2 separate regions of the Homo sapiens genome follow, and region 2 is linked to region 1. Evidence: chromatin contacts called from ENCODE Hi-C or POLR2A ChIA-PET data. All regions are on one chromosome and are shown on one strand. The core of a region is the stretch at or near the end of the contact, and the rest is flanking DNA. Distances in the headings are between cores, read along the strand shown.

Region 1 (6,133 bases), core at 955-3,454:
GACCTGTAGCAGAATGTGCTCAAGCAAGAAATCAACTCCTACTATGTTGGGCCATTGAGACTTGGAGTTGCGTGTTATGCAGCAGGAACTATTCCTGCCTGTCCTGACTGGTCTTGTCTCTCTTTCTTTTTTGAGCCAGAGTGTGTGCTCACTCTGCCTCTAAACACATGTCTAAAAATGTATTGGTGTAATGAAGCAGGAGTGTTTGAAGATGTGCCATATAGAAAACTATTCATCCACTCTAAAATGCAGAGGAAGAGGAAGCAAAGCAAAACATGAATTTGCAAATGCAAACAAAACAAATGATTTTTGTGAGATTGAATTATTTTGTTGATGTTTAAATCACTTCCAGATGGATCAATTGGTTGCAACTGAGAAGAGATTATTCTTCCCTTGCCACACATCTACACAGAGGGTAGCAAAGTCATTAGCATAAATGGGAGGTATATAGCCACAACAGGAGAGGAATTGACCGCTGGTGAATTAAAATTTTTCTTTGAGGAGCTCCCAGCTCCTAATCCTCTTCTTTTGCATGATATTAACTCTGCATTTCCTAATGTCATTGGGAATTTATTTGTAGTTAAGATTTATATTCCAACCACCTTTAAGGGGTACTATTACAAGTACAAGCTTCTAAAATAGGAATCTTTTCTTTCTTTCTTTTCTTTTTTCTTTTTTTTAGATGGGGGTCTCACTTTGTCACCCAGTCTGGAGTGCAGTGGTGTAATCTTGGCTCATTGAAGCCTTGACCTCCCAGGCTCAAGGACCCTCCCGCCTCAGACCCTGAGTAGCTGGGATTACAGGCGCACCGCACCGCACCCAGCTAATGTTTGTATTTTTTGTAGACGGGGTTTCGCCATTGTTACTCAGGCAGGTCTCAAATCGCTGGGCTTAAGCAATCCACCCTCCTCAGCCTCCCAAAGTGCTGGGATTACAGGTGTGATCCATCACACCTGGCCTTAAAATAGGAATTTGTCACCTGTGGTCCAGATAATTCTGGGGGGTTGGGGGAAGGTGTACCAATGAACCATGTGAGACTTTAGGCAAATTGTTCAAGTGCATATTTTACATTTTTTCTGGGGAAAGGATTTGTACCTGTCATCAGATTCTTAAAGATCTGGGTGACTCAATAAAGGTTAGGAGCCACTGCCTTAAAGACAAAGTCAGGCCCGGTGCGGTGGCTCATGCCTGTAATCCCAGCACTCTGGGAGGCCGAGGTGGGTGGATCACTTGAGGCCAGGAGTTTGAGACCAGTCTGGCCAACATGGTGAAGCCCCGTCTCTATTAAAAATAAAAAAATTTAAAAAAAAACCAAACGGGCATCGTGGTGTGTGCCTGTAATCCCAGCTACACGGCAGGCTGAGGCAGGAGAATCACTTGAACCTGGGAGGAGGAGGTTGGAGTGTGCCGAGATCGCATCACTGCACTCCAGCCAGGGTGACAGAGTGAGACTCTGTCTAAAAGAAAAAAAGACAAAGTCAGTTTCCATACCATACCAGACTTTCATTTCATATTTCATATTTCATCAACCACATCCTGTTATTTTTCTTGGAACTGCTTCTCCTCCTCTCCTTTTTCTGACTACACACGCGCTGAAGGAGTGTGTCATGGAGAAGCAGGGATGGATACTTTCACAGGTCAGGGGAGGTCAGTTTCCTCTTAGTCCTCAAAGGTGCGGGCTGATTAGCAGGTCAGCTGTCTGAGCAAGACAGTATTGAACCCAAGCCACCACTGTGAAGGGCGCCCGGAGGATCTTTCTGGCGCAGAACAGCTCCGGCAAGCGACAGCCAATCCAAGATCTTTGCTCACCCTCTGGCGCTCAAGAAGGGGAGAGATGGCAAGTAGATGAGCCTCAAGGAGAAAGGAGAGAAAGTCTGTGCTGAACAGGTGTGTTCCCTTTCAAAGCCAATTGCCCTGTTTGGCTCAGTGAGGAACTTTAGGTTTTTGGATGAAGGGTTTTAGAAACAATGGGGAACGTTGTGGTGGCAAAGAGGATGAAAAGTATAGCCAACAGCAGAAGTAGTGAGATTTCTATAAACATCTTGGCACTGAGAGGCAGAGAAAGCTGATTTAACTAATTATGAGCAAACCCTTCCGGAAGTAAAGAGAGTGGGAAAATTCTGGCTGTCTGGTCAACATTACTGTCTAAATAAATCCACGCAGGCCAGCAGTGGGCCACTGGGTATCGCTCAGGCAGGAAGCAAGTTGGCCTTAAAAACAGCTGCAGCTCCTGAAATGGGGCCAGGCCTGGAGTCTTCCTGCTCACATGCCACCAGGTCTTTTTTTTCTTTTCTTTTTCTTTTTTTTTTTCTTTTTTTTTTTTTTTTTTTTTTTTTGAGACAGAGTCTCACTCTGTAGCCCAGGCTGGAGTGCAATGGCGCCATCTTGGCTCACTGCAACCTCTGCCTCCCAGGCTCAAGCCATTCTCCTGCCTCAGCCTCCCGAGTAGCTGGGACTACAGGCAACTGCCACCATGCCTGGCTAATTTTTGTATTTTTAATAGAGGTGGGGTTTCATCATGTTGGCCAGGCTGGGTCTCAAATTCCTGACCTCAGATGATCCACTCACCTCAGCCTCCCAAAGTGCTGAGATTACAGGCGTGAGCCATCGTGCTCGGCCCACTGAGTCCGAATATATCAATTTACTTAAAAACACACACCGTGGGGGCACTTTTATAGGACAAAAGCCATGCTCTGGTTGAAGATTGAGCAGAATACCTTTTTAAGGTGCTACAGAAGTGAGGACTCCAAAGACGGAAGGGAGGTGGCTGACCTCGGACAGAGCTCTATTTTCCTCTTTATCGTGCACACGAAACCGCGGCAGATCCTTTTTTTTGCTCTCATTTTTATTATGTCTTACAAGGATTCGTGTTCGGTTTTGTGGTTAAAATAGTCACATAGCTTGATCTGCAAAAGTGCTGTAATATTTTTTCATTGCTATTGGCTTTTTATTTCACTCTCCCTTTTTTTCCACATTTGCTGTAGAAATCTATCCACGGGTACAGTGGTTAAGTTGCTGTTTCTAGAGCTATGGTGAGAGGAACAGCGATCTGTGCATTAGTCAGCAAATGAGGACACCCTCTTAACTCTGCTGAATTAGACAGCAATGCAGTAGACAAACAAGTTGTCTCAAAGAGATAAAATATGAAACCAGAGAGGCAGTGTGGCCAACAGAAAAAACAATGGGTGAGGCTGGGTGCAGTGGCTCACACCTGTAATCCCAGCACTTTCAGAGCCTGAGGTAGGAGGATCACTTGAGTCCAGGAGTTGGAGACCAGCCTGGGCAAAAAAGTGAGACCTCATCTCTACAAAAGATAAAAAGTTAGGCACTTGTGGTCCCAGCTACCTGGGAGGCTGAGGTGGGAGGATTGTTTGAGAACAGGAGGTTGAGGCTGCGGTGAGCCCTGTTCACACCACTGTGCTCCAGCCTGGGCGACAGAATGAGACCCTGTCTCAAAAATAAAATGAGGCCGGGCGCAGTGGCTCATGCCTGTAATCTCAGTACTTTGGGAGGCCAAGGCGGGAGGATCACTTGAGGTCAGGAGTTCAAGACCAGCCTGGCCAACATGGCGAAACCCCATCTCTACTAAGAATACAAAAATTAGCCTGGTATGGTGGCGCACACCTGTAGTCTCAACTACTTGGGAGGCTGAGGCAGGAGAATGGCTTGAACCCGGAAGGCAGAGGTTGCAGTCAGCCAAGATTGCGCCATTGCACTCCAGCCTGGGTGACAGAGTGAGATTCCATCTCAAAAAATAAAAAATAAAATAAAACAACAACAATCCACTAGGCGAGCAGTTTGGAGACTCAGTGCCTCACAGCAATCCTATCAGGACTTCAGCATTCTACACAAATCAGAAATAACTCCTGTCCTATTTACTTTACCATGATTGCCCTGGAGAGGAAATACGTGGAAAAAAATGAAAATAGGAGGTATATTTTCATAGGAATACATTTTAATAGGAATCATAGTATTATCATAAATTTGGAGAAAGAATTTATAACGAAGTTTCTAAGGCAGTGCTAAGCCTTACACTAAAAGAACAAGACTGATTATCAGATATTGGCTGCACTAGACATGGAGGACATTGTTGGCCATCTGACCCAAACTCATTCATTCCTAACTGCTTTCTCTCTTGTCCATCTCAACTGAAAAGGCTGCAAAAGTTTCCTTTGTGTCTAATGGAGGCCACATGACACCATTCTGGCCGAAGAGTCTTAAGTAGACATTTGTTGTGGACTTGCAGAGAGAGAAGCTTTTGCCTTTTTCTTATAAAAGGGACAGATACAGTTGGTGTGAATTCCTCTCTTCTTTCTACCTTGAATATTGCTGTAATGTCTGGAGCTGGAGCAACTATTTTGTGATCGTGAGGCAACAAGCCAACATGCTAGGTATCATGAAGAGAAAGAACCAGCTTGCTTGGGTCTTTGATGACACTGAGGAGGTGCTACCCCAGCTCTGGGTGGCCTACCTGGAGACTTCTTGTTTATTTAAGACTTTTTTGGTGAGCGGAGGCAGGTGGGTTTTTTTTGTTTGTTTTTTGTTTGTTTCTTTTTTTTGAGACAGAGTCTCATCTTGTTGCCCAGGCTAGAATACAGTGGCAGGATCTTGGCTCACTGCAACCTCTGCCTTCCAGGGTTCAAGCGATTCTCCTGCCTCAGGCTCCTGAGTAGCTGGGATTACAGGTGCCTGCCACCACACCCAGCTAATTTTTGTATTTTTAGTAGAGATGGGGTTTCACCGTGTTGGCCAGGCTGGTCTCGAGCTCCTGACATCAGGTGATCCGCCCACCTCGGCCTCCCAAAGTGCTGGGATTACAGGCGTGAGCTACCACACCCGCCTATTTAAGACTTCAATAGTTGAGTTTTCTGTTACTTCCAGCCAAAGCATTCTAAAGTACACCTAATTCCAAAGTACACTTTGTTCCTGATAGTATGAAGCGCTATAATATGTTATAGGCTATATATTTAGACTTAACTAAATTGATTTTTCTTAAAAGGAAATTACCATATAGTAATTTGCAATTTTGCTTTACTTTTCAAAACTATATGATGAAGCAAAATGTAGGAATAATTTTTTTTAATTTCTATTTTGAACATTTTTAAACATACATAAACATCGTAAAAGGACTCCTTTCTCAGCCGCTCCAGCCACAGTCACGGCTCAGCCTGTCTCCTCCCTCCAGGGCAGGCGAGCTTGCTCCCACCCAAGGCACTCCCTTTCTCCATGGCACACCTAGAATTGCCAGAAAGGTCTTCTGGATGTTCCATCAAACCTTTCCGCCCTGTAACTTTTTACTTCGGTCTCTGAAGTGACAATGTGCAGTGTGCAGGCCTTTTTATAAAATAGTCATGGCATTTTCTCCCCATGTGAATCTTGCAGGCCAATCAGAAAAGGGGTATTTCTGGAGAAGGTTAAGGACAGACAGGAAGGAGGCCTGCCAGCCCCCGAATCGAGGGCACATTGGGAGTCCTGTTCCTCCTTCTGCGAGGGAACGCTGGGGAGGAGGCGCTCGGCAGCGGTGCCCTCCCTTCTTCCCTGCCCGTCTGTTGGCCCAGCTCCCATGCTGGGCCTGGGGGTTCAGGGACAGACCTGCATTGTCAGAGGTCCTGGTGAGCTTCCTCAGTTGACAACAATGGAACAGCCAGACCCCAGCCTGAAAACTCATCCTGTCCCTAGTAGGTTCCCCTCCAATGTGGAACTGATTTGAACAATGTTTCTATTAAGGACAAGCACACCTTGCTGTTCTTGGCATGTGAAAGCCCCCTTCTTTCCCACATACCTGGGACAGGTGTGCTTTGGGTTGTTTTTCCAGCTGTGATGCTGGGTTGGGGCCTGGGGCCTGGCCGACAGGCTGGCACACCTGTGTGGGGAGCTTGGTCTCGGCCACGGAGGTGAATAAAGCTCCCCGGTCCCCAGAGCCCACAGGCACCTGCAGTCTCTATAGCAACCCAACCAACAGGCTTGTTGACTTTCAGCAACAGACCAGGAGGAAGGAACATGCAGGGACCCAGGGACCTGGACAGAGGGAGGCCCCACACTCTCCAACCCCAGGGCCTAGAGTTTGCAGAGTGTGAACGGTAGCCTGTGGCTGCCAGGCACACTCTGAGCAGGAGTAGAGAAGATAATTTGT
Region 2 (6,133 bases), core at 1,973-4,472, 77 kb before region 1:
TGATAAAACTTGAACAGATGAGGAGTTGCTTCTTATGGATGAGCAAAGAAAGTGGTTTCCTGAGATGGAATCTATTCGTGGTGAGGATGCTATGAACATTGTTGACAACAAATGATTTAGAATATTCCATAAACTTAGTAGATAAAATAGCAGCAGGATTTGAGAGAATTGATTCCAGTTTTGAAAGAAGTTCTACTGTGGGCAAAATGCTATCAAACAGCATCACATGCTACAGAGAAATCTTTCATGAAAGGAAGAGTCAATTGACATGGCAGACTTCATTGTCTTGTTTTAAGAAGTTGCCACAGCCACCCCAACCTTCAGCAACCACCACCCTGATCAGTCAGCAGTCATGAACATCAAAACAAGACCCCCCCGCCACCCCAGCAAAAAGGGTGCAGCTTGACTAGTGGAAGGCTCAGATGATCGTTAGCGATTTTTAGCAATAAAGTATTTTTAATTAAGATATGTATTTTTTATACATAATGCTCTCGCACACTTATACGGTATAGTGTAACCATAACTGTTATGTACACTGGGGGACCAAAAAAGTCCACATGACTCACTTTAACGTGATGGACTGGAACCAAACCCTCAGCATTGCTGACGTATGCTTTTATGTCATCTCCTTGTTTAAGAAACTTCAGAGTCTCCTCTATTGCCTTCTGGAATAATCATTTGCTACATGTCAGCAGGGCTATCCCAGGAGAAGGTCTTTGTGTATCAGAGTTAGGCAAGCAGACGCTGAACGGTTCATGGTAGGGAAACTGTAGAAGAAATTCATCTGAATTTGAGGTTGAAGTACTTTTCCAAGCTCAGTTCTATTTCTGTGATGCCTCAGTGTGGCTACCCATCATCACCTTATCTTTAAGTTATGTATTTGTCTCCAGGCAAACTGATGATTCTCCAAATATGTCCCATGCTGTCTCACCTTTTATTTGTACCTTTGGCTTGCTCTTCTGAGAATAACAGAGTGACTCCTTCCATCTTTCAGAAGCCCATCTCTTCAGGTTCAGCTCAAATACCATGTCTTCTATAAAACCTTTTGTTTTCTGTTTTACTTCTCTGGATTCCCTTAGCACAATTTGTGACTCTTATACAAATTATATTGCTTATTTGTAAATTGTTAAGCTTGATAAGCAAAGAATTTATCTTTTTTTCTATTCCCAGTGACCTATAAGAGACTTTGTACCATAATACTCTGTTCTTGTTTGAATAATTTTTTTTCAGTTATAAATACATCAAAAGGTACTTTACAATGTAAGGTATTAAAAGACTTACAGATTTCCTGAATCCCTGCCTTGGAGAAGTTTGTGTTCTTAACACCGACCACAGGCCTAGGAGCTGTCCATCACTGGCCTGTTATTCTCCCATCTGACGGGCTACCCAATCAAAAATGGGAAGATTCTCTTACAGAAAATTCTCTGGCATTGTTATTTTTTTAAAACAGTTTGGATATTAAACAAATGCTTGAAGTTAAGTGGTATTTAAGGATATAACATTTTTCTCTACAGAGATTTTCCATGTAATTATATTTGTTGCAAAGGAATTTTTATTGGTTATAGGATGAGGAAGGCAATGGTAATTTTATGTTGGAACTACATTTTGCTTTCTTAGTTCTCAAAAGTCTATTTTTAGGCCATTTTAGGCCTTTTTTGGTAGTCCATTTAAAAATAAATTGATAAAAGAAACCCTCACAAAGGTTCAGTATTAGATGTGCTTATACCTTCATTAACTCACATAAGTCTTATAATGCCTTAGACATCTCGTAATTGCTTATTGAGACTTTCTCTTTACAGAACTTTATTGAAAAGGTTCTTTCCATCTCTTCACTCTCACTCCCACCCCCCCGTATGAATTCTTTTTAGTTGGTAATAGGGCTTTTTAAGGAAGATCATATACCAGTGTTAGAGGATTTATGGACATTTGCCTTCAGAACTGCATGAGGCTGTCATTACTAACCTTGTGTGCTTTTTCACAGATCCCTGACATCTATGAGACAGCTTTGTTCATCTCAGGAACCTTTCAAAAATACATGCTGGTGAAGTTTGTTATATAGGGTGGTTTTTGTTTGTTTTGTCTAACTGGAAACAAACTATTAAAGCAAAGTCTTTTTTTTTAACCTTAAAACTGCAGTGATGAAGGACCAGCCAGCATTGTTATACGTACATCCTGTCATCAGCACAGTGTAAAAGCTTATTTCACATGGACTTCTCTTAGGTCTGTCTGGAAGCAAATTATTTGCTGATTGTAGCGCCATCCTATTCTGTACTCAAAGCTACCTATTTTAGGACTTTGAGCTATCTGAGTAAGTAGACTCTCTAAGCTAATACAAACATTATCCATTTACCTTAAGTAAATTTTTAGTGTTTTAATTATCTTTATTTAAAAAATAAACACCTGAAATTGACATCTGTAGGTTCAGAATATGACTTAACAAAGGATTTGTTAAATAATTTCACCTCTTTTGGTAATTCCCAATCAGTAATGTTGATATGACTGGCTATAAATAGATTGAGTCTGCTGTGATCTACCTTCATTTTTAGAAGAATGTACAAGTTTTATGTTCCACCAGTGGTTTTCTAACGTCAGTACAGATTCATCTGTAGAATTAGGTCATGTCCTTTGAGCCAAAGATCTGTAAAGAACAAAACAGGAAACTTGTCAAATTCTTCCGTATTTTGAGCTAAAGTGGTTAGATTTTTTTATATAAGAGAATATTATAACCTCTTCAGTCCCTTTTGAGGAAAAGAGTTAAATTTTTGTCAGAAATTCTGGTTTAGATGTTCTCTGGTTTAAGAATCAGATATTATTTGCTTTCTATTCCTACTTCCTAACACAGTTGCACGTGGTATAGTCGTAAGATGGGCCGTGGCATGATAGGCCAGATGACATCATCACAGGTGGTGTGGAAGGATGTGACAGGCACAGTGAGGAGTTCCTTATGTGGTGATAGGCGGACCCCTGAATGCCTACAGGGCCCCATCCCAAGATAATAACATAGAAAGTAGTTAGCCTGCGATTGGGAACTCCTCTTAACTGGTGGACTTACCAGATGGGATGATCTGTACTGACCTGAAGTGGACGTTTGGTGTCTGCTGGAAGGAATTAGGTGGCCCATAAGAGCTGCGACCACTCACAGTATGTTTTGAGCTTTCATAGACCCTTTGTACATGTTTGGTAGAAAGCCAAACGGAAAGCAGCTTTAATTAAATATGTTACCATTTTCATTAATTCTTAAACCTAGCCCTCCTTCGAGGCCTGATGTAGTTACGATGGAGACAGACAGACGTCGTGGTGCCATTGCTCATCTCTGCCACGCCACAGTTGCTGTTCTCATGGTCTGTGCAGTGAGAACTCTTCCTCTTGGGCCATGTCTTAGCTGCTTACTAGGAAACCAGTGAACTGAGTCAGGTCTAACCATGTCATCCAAACAAGCGCTTGCCCTGCTTACTGCATTTTTTTGTTGTCAGAAGTAGGGGTTTATTTCTTACTGGTCCCAGTTCCCCAAGGATGTCATATGAGGAGCAAGAATACAACATAAAAAAAAAATAACAAAACCAGAAACTACTATTTTTGTGGTCAGCAGTTGCTAATTAGCATTATTACTGTCTTTAAAAACAATTAGTAAAGTAACCTTTTATTTTATTGTTACAGAAGCAGTACATATGCATTGTAGAAAATTCAGACTAGAAAAAGAAAAGTATCCCATTTCCACAATCACTACTCTTTACACTAGGTGTCTTATTTTCTCTCTGTGAACGTGGGTATACACACAAACATACAGATATAAATTGTATATAAATGGTAATGGTTTACCACCAGTTGGTAATCCTTGCCAGAATCAGAAATGTTATTCCTTCCACGCTTAGCTGGTTTCATCTAGAAAGCAGCACTTTCCTGTATCAGCTGGAGCTAGTTAATTATGTCGAATTCCAATTTGGAATTCAGGATAGATGGCTAATTCCACCTCTCCTTAATTGCCATGTTTCAAAGTAAGAAGTTATTTTATAGCTACTACAAATAGTGACCAATGAAGAAAGCATTCCTGTCTTTTTTTCTGACAGTAGCATGGATGTATGGATTTACATTGATTTCATAATGTGTTTTGTTTTTTTTTTCTTTGTGCTTAAAGTTATCACCTTTTGGAAGCCCATTCAAGCTGAGTCTTCTACCTCATTAATATTTGAAACCTCTCTTGCTCTTAAATAGTGCTAAGTCTTTCATCTCTGTCAGTACTGTATCAGCTTAATCTTTCTCTTCATTATGGGTCATATTTTCCTTGCTTCTTTTCATGTCTGATAAATTATGAGTGGATGTCAGACATTGCAATTTTCACCTTGCTATATGCTGGATATTTTTGCATTCCCATAAACATTTTTGAGCCTTGTTCTGGGATGCACCTAAGTTACTTTGAAATAATCTGATTATTTCAGGTTTTATTTTTAAGCCCAGAGCAACATTTAGCTTAGGGATATTTTTGCCCCTTTCCTGAAACAAATCCTTTGTAGTATTGTACCCGATGCCCCGTGAATCATGAAGTTTTCCATCTAGGCTGGTGGGAATAGCCCTGTGTGAGGGGTTGCACTCTTGATTCACTCTTGATTCTTCCGTGTGTGTCTTTCCCTGACCTTGGGTAGACCCCTCACGTGATGGGCTGATCAGTGCAGATCTGCAGTGTCCTCTGCAGTCTCCAGAGCTCTCTCTCTGCGTCTCTGTCTTCCCCAGACTCTGTATCCTCCCACCACAGAGACCGCCGAGCTTTGTGTGGGTTTTCCATGCCTGCTCCGTGTCCTGGAGAGTCTCTCCACGCAGTGAATGGGCACTTGTGGGCTTACTCTGTCTGTCTCCCGTATCTCAGGATCACTTCTTCACTGTCTGGTGTCCAGTGATTTGAACACGGTTTCCTATATTTCATCATATTTTTTGTTTTCATTGGGAGCATAAACTGGGTCCCTGTTACTCCATCTTTGTTGTCTGCTTTGCGTATTAACTGATTTTCAACTCCAAGTTTATTTTCATCTCTCAGGTGAGAATAATACCACCGCTTATTTCACAGGAGAGTTGCGCCTGAAAAGGATGCTGTCGTCCACTATATAAATGTTTGTAGTACTGACTTCCCTACAGGACAGTTGTGGAACCGGGATTTGAAGCCTGGAAGCTGGGCTCCAGAATGGTCCTCTTAACACATCTGCTGCAGTTTACCCATCAATTGGCTTCTTGGAAGCGCATCAGTCAGTTACCTCTTCTCACAAGATGCTGTATTGTAGGCCAGTTAGACCCTAAGAGCACACACCGGGAGACATTGTGTTCACAGACCAGCTGGGCTGTTGTGTCATTCACAGCTGCGATTGGTAGGACTCACTGTGGCTCTGTGGTTAGCTTCAAGTTGACCAGGTGGCTTTGCTGATTTTGTCTGGACTCTCTCACATACATGTCTAATGCCTCTGAAAGCAAAAGGTTCAGAATATTAACATTTTTTTTAACTTGGCTATTTCTGTTTTTTCCTCTGGAGTTTGTTTCTCTGGCTGTATGACTTGCATGATACTTAATCCATTCTTTCTGTGCTGCTTATAGTTATTTTTAGGGTTTCATTAATACTGTATCATGATGCCAAACAACAGACTTTAGAAAATATAATGCATTGAAGATAACCCATTGCTACACAGTTGGGGCTTTTTGCATGTAATGTTTGTGAGTGAGTGGCATGCTAGAGTTTTCTGGAGAATTTGGTCCTGCCATGAATGTGCTGGTTTTAGTTAAAAACTTTGACCTGCTTTTTCACTCTTGTTCACTGGGCACCTTTTTTATTTTAAGGTGGATATTTTGGCTCAGATTGGTTGTGTCGAAAGTCTCAGCCAGTCACCACCTTCTTCTCCTTCTCCTTCTCCTTCTTCCATATATAAGGTAAATTTCAAACTTGAACACAAGAGGAAATAAACATTTAATAAACCCTAAAAGTCATCTTTTTTTCCCAAGTGAAGTGATTATGTCAGGTAAAGTATCTTACAGGAGCTCTTCTTGGGGCATGGTGATGTGGGATGTGGAATATGTAGGAACTGGGAAGATCGTGAGGATTTACACCGTGGAGGCCTCTTAGAGGAGGCTTGATTACTGAATTCATCCCACGGGC

The links. Hi-C counts contacts between places; a loop is a spot of excess contacts on that map. ChIA-PET counts read pairs that join two places held with the same protein, here RNA polymerase II (POLR2A). Pooled maps may share reads with other maps.
Region 2: a map of naive thymus-derived CD4-positive, alpha-beta T cell shows a loop between it and region 1 (2.7-fold over the local background). The contact joins two enhancer-like sites. A Hi-C loop is called at or near these places in 2 of 168 maps with a recorded cell type or tissue (endothelial cell of hepatic sinusoid and naive thymus-derived CD4-positive, alpha-beta T cell) and 6 of 50 pooled maps. POLR2A ChIA-PET finds 5 or more read pairs at or near these places in 4 of 52 experiments (H1, HepG2, activated CD4-positive, alpha-beta T cell and 1 more).

The regions. Positions count from the first base shown.
Region 1 is chr6:157,961,232-157,967,364 of GRCh38, forward strand. No RefSeq gene overlaps it. Among named protein-coding and RNA genes, the nearest start is that of SYNJ2, 18 kb to the right of the region's middle. RefSeq lists a cis regulatory region at 2,877-3,219. Within about 2 kb of position 2,205, at least 4 of the 41 ENCODE cell types and tissues checked have a DNase peak (open chromatin) inside an H3K27ac peak, as active enhancers do.
Region 2 is chr6:157,882,754-157,888,886 of GRCh38, forward strand. The region is part of intron 4 of SNX9 (sorting nexin 9); the gene reads left to right. SNX9-AS1 (SNX9 antisense RNA 1) reads right to left here. Exons shown (of 2, transcript NR_183542.1): 2 at 2,361-2,638. Among named protein-coding and RNA genes, the nearest start is that of SNX9-AS1, 7.1 kb to the right of the region's middle. Within about 2 kb of position 3,223, at least 4 of the 41 ENCODE cell types and tissues checked have a DNase peak (open chromatin) inside an H3K27ac peak, as active enhancers do.